Regions from separate parts of the Homo sapiens genome. Here region 2 is linked to region 1. Evidence: chromatin contacts called from ENCODE Hi-C or POLR2A ChIA-PET data. All regions are on one chromosome and are shown on one strand. Each heading gives the region's core, a stretch centred on a gene start or an enhancer-like site at or near the end of the contact. The rest is flanking DNA. Distances are from core to core; before and after follow the strand shown. Region 1 holds the start of KLF3-AS1 (KLF3 antisense RNA 1). Region 2 overlaps RELL1 (RELT like 1).

Region 1 (6,538 bases), core at 2,917-5,416:
GTCGTTTTATAGCAAAAATGTTGATTTGAAAATATTAAGAAGGCAAGTATCTCAAGGGGCGATGGAGACACAATGAAATTAAATTAGGAATCATGATTTATATGGTTAAGAAATTAAAACTCTTGTTCCCATCTTTCTGGTAATCATAGCAACTATAAGATAGGATAATTTTCCCCAACTATTCAGCTTAGCATTTAGAAGCTTGCAGAATTTTTTTCTGATAGAATATATTAGACCCTAATTATCTCTATTAACCACTTCATCTCCCTGCAAAAGAGAGAAGAAAGAATTTGGGGAAAGCCAAATAAAGACTCTGTTTACCAAACCTAGTTAGATTGTTAACAACTTTGGAACCAAAACAAACAAAAAAACCTGCTTCGATTGGAGTTACTTATGAATTTTAAGCTTAAAAGTCTCTTGTCCTACAGGTCAGCTAAGTATTTCCAGCTGCTTTTCCCAAAGGAGAAAGAAGTTATTGGGACTTCTAAAACTCCCAGCTTTTTTCATAGAAGGTTATCAGTAGCCAACTATTTGATACTAATAACTCTCTTAATATCATATTTTATATTTTCCATTTATACATAAAGAATGTGGTGGAATGTGACATTTAAAACGCACCATTATCATCAATTTTGGGGAGAAGAGAGCCTGATTTGCTGCTTCAGCAACTCTTTAAATTAATTCCACAGAGATGCTGTAGATGATTCCTTTTGATTAAAAAAAAAAAATCCCCAAGTAAGTTTACAAAAGCACTTTCCAAAACTTTTCTTTTTCAAGCAAATATTTCCTTAAATCTTAGTTTCTCAAGAACCAACAGAAAACTAATATTAAGGCAGGTCTTAAATAGTTATCCTAGAAATTCATTAACCCACAACTGATAGAATATTTTTAAAAAATGAAAAATATTATTGTAAAACAAAAATGAGAAGAGCATTCTTCTTGTTTTCAAAATAGAAGATTAAAATTTTCCAAACAATCTAGCATTAAATGAATTTGTTAATGCCAGTTCTCCTTTGAGCTTTTTAATTCTTAAAAACGGGTTGGAAATGAGGTGTAGAATATTGCACAGTGAAATCTTTGTCCTTAAAACATTATCCTGATATTTAAATCTTTGTCCTTAAAAAGAAATAATCCCGGGATTTTCTCAATGTCTTAGGCTTTGCTTCAATGATTTTTCTAAAGATTTCTCCTTCCAAACATAAGCAAGACTTAAACTAAAGCCAGGCTGCCAACATTGCTTAAATTCTCCATCCACGGAAGCCACCTGGAGCAGCCTGGGTTAAACGTGAACGAGGGTGGGCCACATCTTTCAGATAATGCTAGGTCTTCTAAACTGTAAGGTGTTAATCCTGATCCAAAATTGACAGCTTCAGGGCAAAATGCCTATCTTAAAACAAACGCCCTAACCACTTCAACACAAGAATTACAAACAAATACAAACAAAACTCCTTTAGGTTTCTTTGCCAGGATGGACCCACGTTTCCCCAAATCACAATCTAGCAATAAAAAATTTAAAAAGGTAAAAGCATTTATTCACCCAGACAAATGCAGTGGAGCAAAGGGTGTACGTAAAAAGGTTAACTGACTTCTCATTATGACATAACACAGGCGTCTTAAGCAATATCAAGTGTGTAGAGACATGATAACTCCATGGGTGGGGATACGGAGTTTAGGGGCAGGGACCTCAGCCTGGTCTGGGCTACTGATCTACCAGAAAACAGCCTGAAACAGGAAAGAGCACACATATGCCACTTGGAATGTATGACGCAAACCCCAGCCTTGAAACAAAGAACAGGAAACAGCTCTGCTGGCTGTGCTGGAGAGAAAGCACAGAGAAACATTTAGCCGGCCCTCCCTGACCCTATATTCATGAGCAGCTGGAGTTTTTTAAGACAACAACAGGGGGGTGGAGGTGTTTGTTCTACGGGTGTGAATAATAACACCAGCTTTATACAGGGGACCTGCCCTATTTACAAATAAGAGCTGCCACATACAGTAAACATCATAAGTGAAATGTGATTTTATCATATTCAAGCAGCAGAGACCTTCCTAATGAACACTAGCCTCCCTCCTGATTTCTTTTGTCCCTTTCTGCCCCATTCCAATGGCTAGTCCCTAGCTCAGATCAAATTCCGAGTTAGGGTAATGATTATGGTTCAGCCTCAGTGCATCAAGAGGAAAAAAGATAGAGCACTGCTGTTAGGAATTCAGATTACAATTGGGGTACCCCACAGAACCAAAATTGGAGCAACTGTAAGCCTCCTTTAGTCACAGAACTAAATTCCAAGACAGACTGTGGGACATCTACAGTAACCCAAAATTTTCACTGTCTTTTTCAAATGCAGTTATACACATCTTTGCAGAGCTGCTCATCTGTTCAACATATACACACGTTTATAGAAATTCGCCTTTTAAGAATGTGATTCTGTTCCTGACATTTATCTAAAAATTATTATGCAATCTGTACACCAGAGTACTAATTTCTAGAAGTCATTCTAAAATGTCTATTTTCCCTTTGGGTTATTTTTAAGATAGTAAAATCCATTCACAGTTCCTTTCCCATTATTTCTCTTTACTTTGTTAGCCAGGACTGTTTAACTCAAGCTTACGTTATCAGAGATTTAAGAATGTGGTGTGTGCAGACTAAGTACAGGTAAGGAAAAAAAAAAAGAAAAAAAAAGGAAAAAAAGAGCATCACTGTGCCCATAGCAACAAGAAGATTGGGTTTTAATTTAGAAACTTTGCAGTGAATAAAACAATAGCTTTCTGCAAAACTCTGTTGTCGTTTTGTACCTGACAAGGTTTTGTGGTCTAAGCAGTTACTTTTCTTTGTTATTCCCATGTTGAGATTTTTGTACTTGCATTCCCTTTCATGCAAGCTAAATGTTCTTTACAATGTATCATCATTGAACTTACCGATAGTACATTAGGTTTTTTTCTTCTAATAAATAGTTCTGCAGCAAAGCCCACTGACTGCAGAAATGAAGATACCAGTTTCTCTAGGGAGTTTAATTTAATCGAACATCTAATTTCAGGTTTCTATTAACAGCCTAAGGTCAACTAACATACCTCTTTTCAAACCAGAAGAAATCACTCGTGGACACTTTCCTTAAACACTATTACTAACTCCAAAAAATTTGTAGATATTAATGCTAGCAGATTGTTTTTTCCCCTAAAAGCAAGTCTTCTTCCCTAGGGTGAGGCAGATCATCCAGATGAATTTCTCTTATAAAAATGCTCCTCAAATTCGTACAGAAAAGGATAGCACAAAACTGCTGTGTGGAAAAACCTATAATGAACAACTGGCCTATTCCCCACTTGATTTTGCTGGCACATTTCAGGTACTTGTCAGAATACCACTTCATACTTTTTCCCATATACCAGACTCTTGTGAGAATATAATCAATATATTTAAAATGTCTTGGGTGATATTAATGGAAACATAAATTCTGAGTAAGAAATTCAGTGGTTAAGTGTAAAATGTTTATTTTAGTGAAATACAAGAAGGTGAGCAATTTCCAATTTCCGTTTAACTTGACTTATTAAAAATAAGTCTCATTCACATTCTTCTAGTATTATTGTATACTGCTATAAAATTTAAACCAGAAAAGTGCTTCTCCTTGTCAGTAGCTATCTGCCCAAAAAAATGAATATGACAATTCCAGATCTCATCTGCCATCTCTAAGAAAGCCACTTGGAAATGTTAGGTAGGTCCCATGGGTCCTGATCCAGGGATCTGTCCCTGGGTCCCCATCAGGCTCGGCTGCAGGCAGTTGCCTAAGGCGTCTTCCGCCTTCAGCCACGCTGCAATCCTTGCTCCAGGCACTGCGGCAGGTTCTCTCCATGCCCCCAGGAAGACTCTCCAAACCCGACCAGCTCATTTCTCCTGCCCCGGAGGATCCAGACGCCCTGGCAGCTCCTGGGCTCCAGAACCGAGAATGGGATGCTGCCTCCAATCCCAATTGCCCTAAGTTTCTTTCCAGAGGGCCGGGAGACTGCTCCAAGTTTGCTGTGGCGGGCGAGCGGCCGCGCGCCGTGTCCTGGGAGGGGGGCGGCGGGGGGCGCGGGCGGAGGGAGGGGAGGGGAAGGACGCGGGAGCCTGGGTTGTGGTGGTGGTGGGGGGGCACCGGGAGGGGGAGGAGCAGGAGCGCGCGGCCGCGGCGCTACCTTTCTCCAAACAACGTTGCCACACGCGGAGAGCACGGAGATTTCTGGGGCTTTGGAGGGAATCGTGAGCGGGCGGGAGGAGGCCGGGGACCACACAGGTGAGCCCCCGCCCGCGCCCTGCCCGGGACGGCGGCGGGCGCTGCCAGCCCCGCTCCCCCGCACCCGGGGTCCGCACGGTGCCTCGCCTCAACCCCTCACTTTTCACCGCGAACCCGTGACCCCCTCCTCCTTGCTTGCTCTCCGCCCCCACCCCGGCTAAGTGTAGCCGCCACACTTTCCCAAGCCCGCAGGCGCCCCCCCCAACACCAGCGCTGCACCCCCGACCCATTCCCCGCGGCCCCCTCCAGGAGAAAAAATGAAACCAGACTGGCCGAGGAGGGGGGCGGCAGGGACCAGGGTGCGGAGCAGAGGTGAGGGAGACGGGACTTACTTTGCGAGGCGCGGTGCAGGGCGCCGCCGACGAGAAATAAAGGCCCCGATACGGGCTGCCTGGAGCCCCCCGAGCGCAGCAATGTCAGGGCTCCAGTCCGGGCGGCGTTGGCGGCCGCAGGGGACGGGGACGGGCGCGCGTGCGGCGGGCGCTCTCGCTGCGCTCCGGCTCGGGCCCCGGCTCCGCGCGGCTCCGCTCCTGGCTCCCCTCTGGCTCCTGGCACCAACTCCGGGCAGTCACATGACGCCGGCGCCGCTCGCTCTGCGAGCCTCCCGGGGCTGGCGGGGTAAGTAGAGGCTGGGACCCGGGGTGGGAGGGTCAGGGAGGGGAGAGGGAGCCGCCGCGGCCGCCCGGGCTGGGCGGGTCCCCACCCACTTGGGTGGAGGCAGCCGCCGGAGGGGTCGGCCGAGTCACTCGCGCAAACACGCACCCCGCCCTGCGCCCTTCCCCCGCCACCCCCGCCTCCCGCGCCGCCTCCGCCCCGCCCCGCCCAGTCACCCGGGGACGGCCTGACAGACACTCATTATTCCCCGGAGCCGGGCGCCGCCCCGCCGGCCCAACCTGTCCCACGAGGCGCGGCGCGGCCGTGGGGCTGGGCGTGCGCGGCGCGGCCTCCGCCCCCCGCCCGCGTCCCCGCCCGCGTCCCCTCCCCGCGCCCTCCTCCCCGGAGTCCGCGCCCCGCCAGCCCTCCCGCCCGGCCCAGCCGCCGCGCCGCCGCCCGAGCCCGGGGGGAAGGAAGGGCGGCGCTGCCCGCTCCGGGCGTCACACGGCTGCGGCCCGCTGCGCTGCTTCCAAAACACACAGCCGGGCTCGCGGGCGAGCCGAGGCGGGGGGCGCGGGCTGCCAGGGCCATCGATCAGCCGGCTCCAGCGGGAAGGGCGGCCCCGGGCGCGGCGGGAAGGGCTGGGCCCCGCGGCCGGCGCGGCGCGGCGCGGCCCCTCCTCGGCTGAGCGCACTCAGCTCACTGCAAGAGAAAAGCCGAGCCGAGGCGGCCGCGGTGCAGGAGCGAGTGGGCCGGGCGGGTTCGGGAGGGGAAGAGCGGCCGCTGGGGCGCGCCGAGCCTCCCTGGCCCCGAGTCGCCGGGGTCAGGGGACACCCTGTAGGCGCGCTCTTTCTTTGTGCCCTGGGGCGACGGGTCCCCCTGGCCGGCGGCCCAGGCGGCGCCCCCCACCTCGTGGGACTTTTCTTTGAAGGCCCGGAGACCCCTGGGGCAAAACTCCCACGGGCCAGGCCTGCCGCTGGAGCTAAAAAGCGGCATTTGCGCAGTTGGGCTTGCCTGGAAACTTGGCAAACTTTGGTCGGATCCTCCCCTGCAGAGCGAGGGCCTGGCCTGGCGACCCCCTCATTTCAAGTCGCTTCTAGGGACCTAGCGCCCTAAGCTCAGTGGCCTTCAGGGTGCTGCGAGCGAGCGGGGCGGCACAAAAGCGCGTTCGGTCCAAGCCAGGCCCCTTCGAGGACTTTGTGTAGATTGGTACCTAAGTTTAATGCCTTTTGAGTTTCTTTTTAAACAGTATTAATGTAATAATTAATGTAATAAAAAGAACAAAGGACGAATTCGTTCGATTGTTTTAAGTTCTGTGTAATGTTTAAAACCGCCCCTGCTTCAGTGTATGGCTTATTATTGCTTCAAGATGTTTTAAAGGCCCTTTAAGTTGACCCATCTCGCTTTGATGCTTCATCCAGACATCGTGCTGCTTAAAACGGAGTGATAATAGTATATTTCGAGCCGCTTCATGTAGCTACACAGTATTGTAAAATTAGTACTCGGTAACCTCAAGTAGTGAAATCGCATATTTTAAATAACGCAAGTCCAGGAAAGGCCACGTGGAGGATACCCAGAACCGACGCCGGCTCATGGGACGTCGTGCTGTCCCATAAGCTTCATCTTTAAAATGTAAAGGGTGTGAGTTTTTTTTTTCTTCATAATGAATAAAAGACATT
Region 2 (6,554 bases), core at 457-2,956, 1.0 Mb after region 1:
CAGCAGTACAGTCCAGCTTCGGCTCGGTATCAGAGGGAGACCGTGGAAAGAGGGGAGAGGGAGAGGGGGAGGGGGAGGGGGAGGGGGTTCCTTTTTTTCTGTGCATACCTCCTCCCTTTTTTGAAAAACATTTTGTGATTTTACTGTGAATAATTAAAATAAAAGGAAATGTGGGGAATGCTAAGACACAAAACACTAAAGAAAAAAAATGACTTATAATCTTACCACTTTGATAACATTTTGATGTCTTTTTTTTTCTTATAAAAACTGGGACCATTTAAGCTCTAAATACTGCTTTGTATGTGTTTTTTTTTCACTTAACATTTTTCATTCACAATTGAGATCATTTTGGACAAAGTGGGTGATGACAAATCTGATCCCTTCATACAAAGTGTTTCTATTGTTTTAAGAGTGCAAAGGAAGTTTAGGATTTCTGAGAAGTAACCAACTGTTTCATCAGTGTTATATGTAGATCAGGGTAGCATTTTAATTTTGTATCTTACAAATGGCAGCAGAATTACTTTTTAACAATTAGCACTTGGTTAAAAAAAAAGATAAATTGACTTGGAAAGAACGTAACTTTTAAATGTACCTTCTCTTCCTAATAACTGACTCACTAGGAAATGCCATTCTGTCATTGTAGATTTATTGCTGTGTTACAGGGATAATGATTATCTGTAGGTTTTCTACCTTCTCTAACTCTACTACGTGAACCCTGTAGTATCTATAATAGAGATGAGCTATGGAGAATCCCATTCCATGGACTTTTACTGAATGTTGAAACTGTGAGCCCTCACATTTCAGCAGTAATGGAGCAGAGTGTGGAGTTCTGGAGCCAGGCTGCCTGGATTAAAGTCACCTTTGATACTTGCTACCTGTGTGACCTGGCATAGGTTACTTAACCTCTCTGTTCTGTAGTTTTACATCTTTAAATGGGGCTGGAAATAATAGAAGCTACCCCATAGAGTTATTGTAAGGATGAAATGAGTTAATATCTGAAAAATGCTTGAAATAGTAACTGTACACATTATACATCAATATGTGACTATTATTAATAGTATTTTTTTCTGTGTGTCTCACTGGTTGCTACTGGTTTTCAGAGTTCTTGTTTGGGTTTCATGCTAGTGACATTCATTTCTCTTCTTTAACATTGACTTCCCTACGTCTAGGGTTTTCCTGGTTACTTCTGTTCAATCTTTCCTTCGTTTGCCTTTTCTGAAGTGACCTTTATTTTCTTTCCTACTCCCTCCTTTACTTTGCCCTTTCTCTAACAGCAGTAGCGGGGACTTCACACCAGGGGACTTCAGCCGGGACAGATCCTTGGAGCTCAACATTTACTCACCTTCCTTTTCCAGTTCCTATGTTCTCAGAAGCCAGCCCACGTGCCTGTCTTGCAGGAACATTGCCCGACCTAACCTGTGACTAATTGGAAAACCCTTCGTTTAGGACTTTTGTAGTTCTCTGTTTAGTCATTATCTGCTTCCTGTTCCTGGAAGGAAGAGAAACACTGGCTTGCATGTGGGGATGTGGGTGCCTGCCTGGCCTTGTGGTACCACCTGAGCAGTGCTGTGTGGTCGCTGCTCACTCACCCCCAGGGCTTATCTTTTCTGCACCCCACATTTAACACTGCCCCTTCCAGCCCAGCTCATGTGATTCCTTGTCCTTTTCTGGATGTTTGATTTTATATCCCCAGCTGAGCTGTGAGCTTGGTGAGGATAGCAACTGCTTTGCTCTTATTACCACAGATAATAATAATCACAGCAATAATGGCTAGCATTTATCAAGTCTTAACTTGGATAAACCCTAGTAATCTCATATAAGGCTTAGAAACTATTATTATTTTATGGATGAGGAAACTGAGGCACAGAGATGCTAATTGACCTTGCCTGGGGCTTCACAGCTAGGAAACAAATTGAACACAGTGCAGCCAAGAAAAAAGCCAGTTTCTGCTTTTGCTTCCATGCTTCATAGGGAGTAGTCTTGCTTCAGAGTTGGCCCTGCGTGCAACAGACCTTGGTTCAAATGTTGGCCCAGCCATTTCCCAGATGAGTGACTTCAGCTTCAATACTTTGTTCTTGATCATCTCCATTTCTAAGATGGGTTTAATATTAACACCTATCTCAGAGTTGTAGAGATAAGAAATGATAATGTAAGTAAAAATTCCAGTAAAGGTTAGTGGCTGTTAGCAGTTGGTGGTAAAGTAGTTGAGCATCCTAGAGGCCCTGGATCTGGAAATCATAAACCCCCAACACTCCACAGGGGCATCAGTCACCATCTCTCTTTCTCCCTCTGCCTGGTCGGGTGCTGGGCCAGTCTTCCTTTCTGACGCCCTTGCTTCCCTCCAGCCAGCTCAGCACCACCCATTTTTTCCCCATGTGATTAGTTTATGTCCTATTCTGCAGGGTAGAAATGACTTGGCTGGACTTCTAACCCTGACAGGTGCCAGTTGTGCCCAGAAACCAGGGATCTAGCTCCCCAAGGACTGGTTTCCTGCACCAGCTCTCTGTAAGCTTCAGGGAATTCACTGATTTCCTAAAGGAGCACCCCTTTGACCCCATTTCTTCCCGTTGCTACTGGAGACAGGCTGAGATGGCGTGTTTCCTCCTATTTGATGGTTTTTTTCTGGCCCTTGCTACTTAGACTTCCTCCCATAGTTTAAATAATTTCTAACCTAGTTCTTGGTTGGCCTCTTGCAAGGAATATACATGAACAGTTCTGTTAGGACTCGCAGCCACGTGGAAATTGGGCAGTAGCCTTTGGTGAGGTTGTGTAAGCTCGGATTTAGCGTCCCCTTATGGATCTGGCAGTTGGGGATGAATTGGAGTCCTGTGAAAATCCAGTTGAGAGCTAGTTCCCCAAGCTGGGTTTAGGAATGTGCTGCTATTTATAGCCTTTCTTTTGGATCTTTGCAAACTGGAAACTTCTGTTGATTTCGATGAACCCAGGAGCATGCTGGTATATTTACATCCTTCAGAAAGGACTTACCCAACAAGGGGGTGAAGCAGTGGGGTGTATCAGTTGTCCAGCTCTGAAAAGAATCTACTTATTTATGTTTGTAAAAACTGTTGGCATTTGGCAAATGGGGTGTAAGTACACTGGATATTCTGTTCTACCAAATAGGATCTTAACAAAACTGCTTATAAAGTTACTGTGAACTTGGGGACTTGATTGATTACCCAGGAGCCCTTCTGCAATGAGAGAATTTGCTTTCACATATAACATTGCTGCAGCAGATGTTTCAGGCACTCCTACTGTGTTGCAGGAACTGTGTTAGGGATTAGAGGTACAAACCTTCACTTCCCCACCTCCACTTAGGGAAAGAGGTGTTTGACTTCAGTCAGGGTTTTCCGGCGAGTTCTGTGTCCTGCTGGGATTCCTGCCTTTGACCGTGGTATGTCTGAGTGGTGCGCTGTTGTAGTGAGGTGGGTGGGGAAAATGTCCTCCTAAGCTTTGGTTCTTCTGCTTGGCTCATTTCTCTGCCTCGACCCAGTGATATCATGTAGGCCACTGATTTATTTACAGAATGATGATATTACCTAACTTCTTGGGATTAGGGATTTCAAATAAAAGAATGAATGTGAAAGTGCATTGAAAAGTGTGTTATTTGGGTGGGAACTTTTATATCTTGTACTGTGTGTCCCTATCTCATGTGTATGATTGAAAATTTTCTTTATTCCTCTCCTTTCTTTTTAAATATTTTTTCTGAAAGATTTTTAGATGCCATGTAATTAACATTGCTAGTACAAATTATGTTTGTGGCAACCACTGAATAACAGTTTTTGAGCAATAATGTGAACACATGCATCTGTGAATAAGGTGCTTTTCAATAGCTAGAGAAAGGTCTTTTACTTTTACCTTTATGATAGTTATAGAGGGAGATGAAGTAGTTATACATGAGTGATTTTTTTTTTTTTTTGAGATGGAGTCTCACTCTGTCACAGTGATGGGATCTCAGCTCACTGCAAGCCCTGCCTCCCAGGTTCAACCCGGGTTCAAGCAATTCTCCTGCCCCAGCCTCCCAAGCAGCTGGGACTACAGGCACGTGCCACCATGCCCAGCTAATTTTTGTATTTTTAGTAGAGACGGGGTTTCACCATGTTGGCCAGGATGGTCTTGATCTCTTGACCTTGTGATCCACCTGCCTCGGCCTCCCAAAGTGCTGGGATTACAGGCATGAGCCACTGCGCCCGGTCGATCTTTTGTTTTTTGCAGTTAAAATTAATATTGGGAAATTTTGTGCTATGAAGGTTTTTAAAAAATGAAGCCACTACAAATTTCATTCACCTACAGCTGACTTCAGTCTTTTTTTTATGAAGATGATTTTTACACCAGAAGAAGATATGTGCAAGTTCCAGTGTTAATCGTATATCATAGGGTCATTGGAGAGAGGCAGCTTCTTAGTGTTTAAGGGCCTTGGGTGGGTGAATGTTGACCTGTATGCAGCCCAGCTGTGTGGTTCATTGGTGACAGTTTAACAAAGCCACCTAAATGCATGTGTCACTAGATAAAACCCAAGGCCACCGCCACTTACAGACACTGTTAAGCAACATGGCTAAGAGTGTGGGCCCCGGGATTCCATTGTCTGGGTTGGATCCTGTCCTCCTACACACCGAGGCTTGTTATTGAACCCGTGTGCCTCATTTTCCTCATCTGCGAATGGGGGTAATGAGAGATGCTTCCTTACAGATGCTGCGAGGGAAGAATGAGATTGCCCAGGAAGCATCCAGAACACTGCCTGACACCACTAACACCCCGTGTGAATGCTGCGATTGACAATTAAAGTAGCAACTCATTCTTTATGACGTACCACCTTTCAGAAATAATCTGAAGCAAATATTAGATTTCTGAAGCCCTGTTGCTTTAAGGTCACTTCAAACAAATGACTTCTTCAGAATTCCATTTCTTTCTTGAGTGGACATAATGTGTAATTTTAAAGGTTCGCAAGAGCCATTAGTCAGAGGCTCTCTCCATTCCTGTTGTGCAGCCACCCAGCCCCTTCCCAGGAGACAGACGGTGCTATCAGTAAATAAAGACTTTGGAAAAGTCCCCAAATGGACAGCACCAAAAATAGCAAAAGGAGGAGGGGCAGCGAAAGAGGGAGGGAGGGGCTGGAGAACAGGAAAAGAAGATGGGGAGAGAGTCAGCAGGGAGCCCTCCCAGTCCTTGAGCCCCACGGGTATTGCTTTTCCTCACGCCCCTCTCTGAGGACCCCACTGATGTGTGCAGCCATCAGTGAGGGTCTGTGGGAATCTCCTCAGTCTTCTGTCTTAGAGGCACAGTTGGTGGCTTCCTGGCCTGTATCCCAAAGCAAATAACTGGCAAGCTGACCTTGCTCCAGTCTGGGGTGAGGCCAGGTCAGATGAGCCTTCTGTTGTATCCTGAATGCAAACCATTGTTTGAGATACTCTGGAAGAGTCCAGAAGTTGAGGTCCTTGGCCTCTCAAGACACCGGGATCCTAGAGTTAATTTCCTCCCAAGACGGAGCTTTGGGCGAGGTGGGAGGTGGGGGAAGATGGGGGGATGGGGGTGGCTGTAGCTGTCATCTGTGTTGGAGTTCTGTGGCTTTAAGAAATAACTTCAAATGGTAAACCCGAGACAGTGTGGAGTAGGCTAGGGACTTTATCTGACTCTGCAAAGTTATTTTTCTCTCTTCAGTTCAAATTGAAGCCAGGGATGGTAATATTTAGATTTCATCTTTTTTTTTTTTTTTAAGATGTTTCTTTATATTGACATCACTCAAGTTTCAGTCCTTTGTTCTGGTAGCAACCCGGGGTTCAGGAATGCTCTGAGTGCCCCAGCCTCCTGCCTGTCAAGAGTGTCCTGTTCCCTTTTTGTCCAGCCAAATTCAGTTATTCTGTTGAGGCTCAGCATAAAGTCCTTTTTCTTTCTGGATCATCTTTGTTACTTCCCTTCTCAATCTATGTGGTATTTAAGAAGAAAGCCCCAGCTTAAGGATAGGTTATGCCCCAAATACTACTTTTGAGTAAGTAGATTGTAAGTTGAAATGCATTTTCCCATTAAAAATGATAATTATCATTAGTAATGATAATTTTTCAAGGCATCCATTAGCCAAATGCATCTGAAAATAAGGATTTATAGCTAGGCTTTGCTGACTTCTGCACGTTTTATTGGGGAAGTTGTCTGAGCTTCCATCTGTTCCCAGAGTGGTCTTTGCAACCCAGAATCAGACTCCAGGGCTCATGACTCATGGTAGCATTTCAGGAATTTTAACAAAATAAAAGTAATTGAGGGACTGTATGCAGCTGGCGTTGGGTGGGGTTTTGTTTCATGGGTGGGTGGACTTTGGCAGGTGGGTGCCATCTGGGTGTCCCCTCCCTGCCCAGTCATAGCTGCCTTTTCGGGGAAAGGTGGGGTTGTAGCAGCTGTTTGTCTAGGAATTGTCTGGAAGCTGGTAGCTGCCTCAAGTTTCACTACAGAGTTCAGCACTTATTTATATACTGACTTACAGTGTTCTCCAATTCTGTTTAAGCCCATTTGTTCTCTCTACAACATATTCTTGAGCTTGGGCAAATGCTGTGTCTTTATGATTGCCA

The links. Hi-C counts contacts between places; a loop is a spot of excess contacts on that map. ChIA-PET counts read pairs that join two places held with the same protein, here RNA polymerase II (POLR2A). Pooled maps may share reads with other maps.
Region 2: a pooled map shows a loop between it and region 1 (8-fold over the local background). The contact joins the enhancer-like site here to the promoter of KLF3-AS1 in region 1. A Hi-C loop is called at or near these places in 2 of 168 maps with a recorded cell type or tissue (endothelial cell of hepatic sinusoid and endothelial cell of umbilical vein) and 2 of 50 pooled maps. POLR2A ChIA-PET finds 5 or more read pairs at or near these places in 2 of 52 experiments (H1 and endothelial cell of umbilical vein).

What each region holds. Positions count from the first base shown.
Region 1 is chr4:38,662,521-38,669,058 of GRCh38, reverse strand. KLF3-AS1 (KLF3 antisense RNA 1) reads left to right here and starts at 4,166. Exons shown (of 16, transcript NR_171644.1): 1 at 4,166-4,265. It overlaps KLF3 (KLF transcription factor 3), which reads right to left and starts at 4,860. Exons shown (of 6, transcript NM_016531.6): 1 at 4,598-4,860. RefSeq lists enhancers at 1,697-1,746, 936-1,785, 1,786-2,636, silencers at 4,120-4,469, 4,530-5,129, 5,140-5,409, 5,440-5,959 and a promoter at 4,598-5,400.
Region 2 is chr4:37,661,735-37,668,288 of GRCh38, reverse strand. The region is part of intron 1 of RELL1 (RELT like 1); the gene reads left to right. Among named protein-coding and RNA genes, the nearest start is that of RELL1, 21 kb to the left of the region's middle. RefSeq lists enhancers at 1,181-1,738, 1,021-2,220 and a silencer at 4,388-4,682. Within about 2 kb of position 1,706, at least 21 of the 41 ENCODE cell types and tissues checked have a DNase peak (open chromatin) inside an H3K27ac peak, as active enhancers do; they include endothelial cell of umbilical vein, where a contact is called at or near this core.